2 separate regions of the Homo sapiens genome follow, and region 2 is linked to region 1. A link is a loop called in an ENCODE intact Hi-C map of the cell type or tissue named here. Cell type or tissue: CD4-positive, alpha-beta T cell. All regions are shown on one strand.

Evidence for each region. Peaks named below come from ENCODE experiments on the same cell type or tissue, not always from the same donor. Only the 100,000 strongest peaks of a DNase experiment are listed, where the experiment ranks them.
Region 2: a loop joins it to region 1, with 1.9 times the contacts of the local background. A loop is called at or near these places in 1 of 110 quality-filtered maps.

What each region holds. Positions count from the first base shown.
Region 1 is chr5:81,723,635-81,726,134 of GRCh38, forward strand. The region is part of intron 1 of SSBP2 (single stranded DNA binding protein 2); the gene reads right to left. Among named protein-coding and RNA genes, the nearest start is that of SSBP2, 26 kb to the right of the region's middle. In CD4-positive, alpha-beta T cell, no CTCF peak of the experiment used is centred here; no DNase peak of the experiment used is centred here.
Region 2 is chr5:81,537,269-81,539,768 of GRCh38, forward strand. The region is part of intron 4 of SSBP2 (single stranded DNA binding protein 2); the gene reads right to left. Among named protein-coding and RNA genes, the nearest start is that of ACOT12, 140 kb to the left of the region's middle. In CD4-positive, alpha-beta T cell, no CTCF peak of the experiment used is centred here; a DNase peak (open chromatin) is centred at 1,063; H3K27ac peaks cover 1,694 bases.

The DNA.
Region 1 (2,500 bases):
ACATCAAGAATATATTTAAAGGTCTTCCTGATTTCTGAGTCATCATTACTTACACAAGTATCAATTATTGAGCTACATCTCAATACCTCCTATAGATACTATTGCCCCAGACAGTAAGTACTCCATATAGACTGTTGGACCAGACACGGTATATATCATTACCAAGACATAGCAACAGGGACAATATTATAGACTAGTGTTTGTCCTCTGTTCCTACCTATTCATTTCCCCAGAGTTGAGGAAGGAGTTATGTATTTATCCAACAACCTCACTTCTCTATCTTCTGTCTTTTCTATGCTTCTTTGCTGAGGTGCCACTTGCGCTACCACTACAATTTCTATCACTTCTAACCAAAACACTTAACTCTGCTGCTCTCTTCTGTCTTCTCTGCTGCTTTCAATCAACTGCCCATCCATAAGAATGCAAAAACTAATTACTAAAAAACACAGCATAATACTATGAAAGCACACATTTATTTTTTAAATCAACATATATTTATAATAAATTCCAAATAAACTTTAGAGTAAGTGTGTTGAGGTATGCAAAAAATCTTACTGAAATTTTTACTGTGGTTGCACTGAATACACAAATTAATTTGGGGAGAACTGGCATCTTTAAAACATTATGTCATCCCATGGTAATTCTCTTCTATTAGTTATGTCTTTTTTCATATCCTTTAATAGAGTTTCATAATTACTCCATAATGATCTTTTGCATTCTTTTTAAAGGTTAGCTACTTGATTGTTCCTATTACGAATGTTGCTAAGTCAATTTTTTAAAAGGGGGAGGACTTGCCCTATCAGACTTTAGAACACAGTGCAAAGCCACTGTATAAAAAACATTGATACTAAACACAAATAGACAACTGATCAATGAAATATGAGAAATAATTCGTACATAGTAAGTGTGTACTACCAATCAGCAGGAAAAGTGCAAACTGCTTGTATTCTACAGGAAGAAAAATAAAATCACCCCCCACACCTCACAGCCTATACAAAGGTAAACTCCTAAGAAATTACAGACCCAAATATAAAATATAAAATTATAAAGCAAATAGAAAATGGAGAGGGATATGTAATATCGGGTTAGAAGAGCATTTCTTCAGACCACAAAAACACAAACCACAATGTGTTGATTTACATGTTGTGACGTGATGATTTAACCACTTGAAAATTAAGGATTCCTTATCAAACGCAGCTACGATGGACAGAAATAACAAATTATAACAACATCTAAAACCAACACAGGTTAATGTCTAGAATATTCAAGACGCTCCTATTGAGTAGGCAAAATGGACAAAGGATATAAATAGCCAATTCATGTTTATTTATTCAACAAATATTTATAGAGAACTTACCTTTTTAAGTGCTAGGGATACAGGTGTGAACACAGGTAAGGTCTCTGCCTTCAAGGAACTTGAGCAGAGAAAATAAATAAATACATAACATAATATAAGGTTTTGTTGTGATAAAGACAATGAAAGATAAAGCAGAACTCTCTGGGGACATGACATTTAAGAAGAGATCTGAATGGAGTGAGTGAGCCACGTGAATAAGGGGAAAGAGTTTTTTAGGCATAATAAAACAGCAAGAATGGGAGGTCTTAAGGAGAACAGAAAACAAATACGTGAAGAGATAACTAACCTCACTAATAATCAGAGAAATAAAAATTTAAATAATATACCACTTTACAAATGAAAGATTGGCAAAAATATAATGTAAGTTAATACAGAGTGCCAGTGGAAATGGAGGAAAAGAGAACTACTATGTACTCCTAGTGAGAATGTACACTAGTACAGACATTCTGGAAATCAAGTTGGCAAAACTTAGTGAAATGAAGTATATGTATATATACCCTATTATCCAGAGATCCCACTCTGAAAAATCAAAGTTCTCCCAAAAGCCCATAAGAGGACATGTATGAAAATGAAAATCAAAGTTGTCTGTGGTAGCAGAATATTACAGACAAACTAGGTGACCATCACCAGAGGGCCAGAGATGTGGTAAGTGCATTCACTGACATACCTAGAGCAGTTACAAGTTATGAAACAGATATACAGAGATCCAAATGGGTAGCGGTTTTTTGATGTTTTTGGCACTGAAATACAGTTTTAAAAAGTCTCAGATTTGCTTCAAAATAATACAGTTTGCAGAGGTGGAGTTGTGGGGAGGAGGCACTAGGGGAGGAATGGTTAATAATATGAAGCAAGATCAGCTCTGAGCTGATAATTGTTGATGCTGGATGATGGACACATGGTGGGTTGATACTTTCTCTACATTTGGATCTGTTTGAAGTTTTCTATCATAAAAGGCATTTTAACATGTTGAATGAAAAAAGAAACAGAAGATCTTTAGCACAATATAATTTATATAAATTAAAAATATGTGTGCATAAAACAGCACCATATATTTTTTAAAGAGACAGACATATTCAAAAAAACATTAGTACGAACATCTATGTAGGCAGAGAATTAGAATGAATACTGGGGATAAATGAGAAC
Region 2 (2,500 bases), 190 kb before region 1:
CTATTTTTCTTCTTATGGGGGTGGAGGCTTTGAGTTGGACTGAAGACAATGCTGATGAGACCTGAGACAATTCTCATATGAATTTGTCTGTTCTGCAACTAGGCCACAGGTGGCATCCTTAACTCTAGAAAGACATTTCAAAATTTCAGTGACCATCATGAGAAACAGGAGACAGCTTATTCTGGGATTAAAAAAACCCATCATCACTGAATAGAGACATACCTCACTTTATTGCACTTCACAGATATTGTGGTTGTTTTTGTTATTGTTTGTTTTTACAAATTCAAGGTTTGTGGCAACCATACCTTGAACAAGTCTCCATTCATCATTTATCCAACAGCATGTGCTCATTCAGGTCTGTCACATTTGGTAATTCTTGTAATACTTTATCATTATATCTGTTACGATTATCTGTTATCAGTGATCTCAGATGTTACTATTGTAGGACACCGTGAACCACACCCATACAAGACAAACATAATCCATAGATGGGTGTGTTCTGAGTGCTTTACCTACTGGCTGTTCCCCATCTCTGTCCCTCTCCTCAGGCTTCCCTATTCCCTGAGACACAACAATATTGAAATTAGGCCAATATTGAAATTATAACGGCCTCTAAGTGTTCATGCAAAAGGAAAAAGTTGCACTCTCCCATTTTAAAACAAAAGCTAAAAATGACAATAATATTAAAATTAGGCCAATTAATAACCCTATAATGGCCCCTAAGTGTTTCAAGTAAAAGGAAAAAGTTGCACATCTCTCACTCTAAATCAAAAGCTAAAAATGATCAAGCTCAGTGAGTAAGGCACGTCAAAAGCCAAGATAGGCCGAAAGCTAGTCCTCTTGTACCAAACAGTCAAGTTGTGAATGCAAAGGAAAAGTTCTTGAAGGAAATTAAAAGTGCTACTCCAGTGAAACACAGATGATAAGAAAGCAAAACAGCCTTACTGTTTATACAGAGAAAGATTTAGTGATGTGGATAGAAGATCAAACCAGCCACAACATTTCCTTAAGCCAAAGCCGAATACAGAGCAAGGCCCTAAGTCTCTTCAATTGAGTGGTAAGAGAGCAGCAGACAAAAAGTCTGATGTTGGCAGAAACTGGTTCATGAAGTTTAAGGAAGGAAGCTGTCTTTAGAACAAAACGGTGCACAGTGAAGCAGTAAGTGCTGATGTAGAAGCTGCACCAAGTTATCCAGAAGATCTAGCTAAGATCACTGATTATGGTGGTTATACCAAACAACAGATTTTCAGTGTAGATGAAACAGCCTTCTATTGAAAGATGCCATGTAGAACTTTCATAGCTAAAGAGCAGAAGTCAATGCATGCTTTCAAATATTCAAAGGCTGATTCTCTTGTTAGGCTGGTTCTCTTGTTAGCAGCTAATGCAGTTGGGGGCTTTAAGCTGAAGCCAATGCTCATTTACCATTCTGAAAATCCTATGGCCCTTCAGAATTACACTAAATCTACTCTGCCTGTGTTCTATAAATGGAACAACAAAGCCTGGGTGACAGCACATCTGTTCACAGAATGGTTTACCGAATATTTGAAGCCCACTGTTGAGACCTGCTACACGGAAGTCCTCTGCTGTTCATTGACAATGCATCTAGTCACCCAAGAGCTCTGATGAAGATATACAAGGAGACTGATGTTGTTTTCCTGACTGCAAACACAATATCTATTCTGCAGCCCATGGATCATGGCGTAACTTTGACTTTCAAGACTTATTATTTAAGAAATATATTTCATAAGGCTTTAACTGCCACAAATAGTGAATCCTTCGATGGGTCTGGAAAAAGTAAATAGAAAACCTTCTGGAAAGAATTCATTATTCTAGATGCTATTAAGAACATTTGTGATTCACGGGAGGAGATTAAAATAGTAACATAAACTAGAGTTTGGAAGTAGTTGATTCCAACCCTTGTGGATGACTTTAAGGGGTTCAAGACTTGAGTGGAAGAAGTCACTGCAAATGTAGTGGAAATAGAGGGAGAACAAGAATTACAAGTGGAGCCTGAAGATGTGACTGAATTGCTGCCAATCTCACGATATCAAACTTGACAGATGAGTTGCTTCTTATGGATGAGCAAAGAGAGTGGTTTCTTGAGATAGAATCTACTGGTGAAGATGCTATGAACACTGCTGAAACGATTACAAAAGATTTAGAATATTACATAAACTGAGTTGATAAAGCAGCGGCAAGGTTTAAGACTAAAACTGACTCCAATTTTGAAGTTCTACTGTGGGTCAAATGCCATCAAACAGTATTGTATGCTATTGAGAAATCATTTGTGAAAGGAAAAGTCATTCAATGTGGCAAACTTCATTGTTGTCTTATTTTAAGAAACTGCCACAGCCACCCCAGCATTCAGCAACCACCACTCTGATCAGTCAGCTGCCATCAATATCAAGGCAAGACCTTCCAACAGCAAAAAGATTTTGACTCACTGAAGGCTCAGAGAATTGTTGCCATTTCTTAGCAATAATTTTTTTATTATACTTTA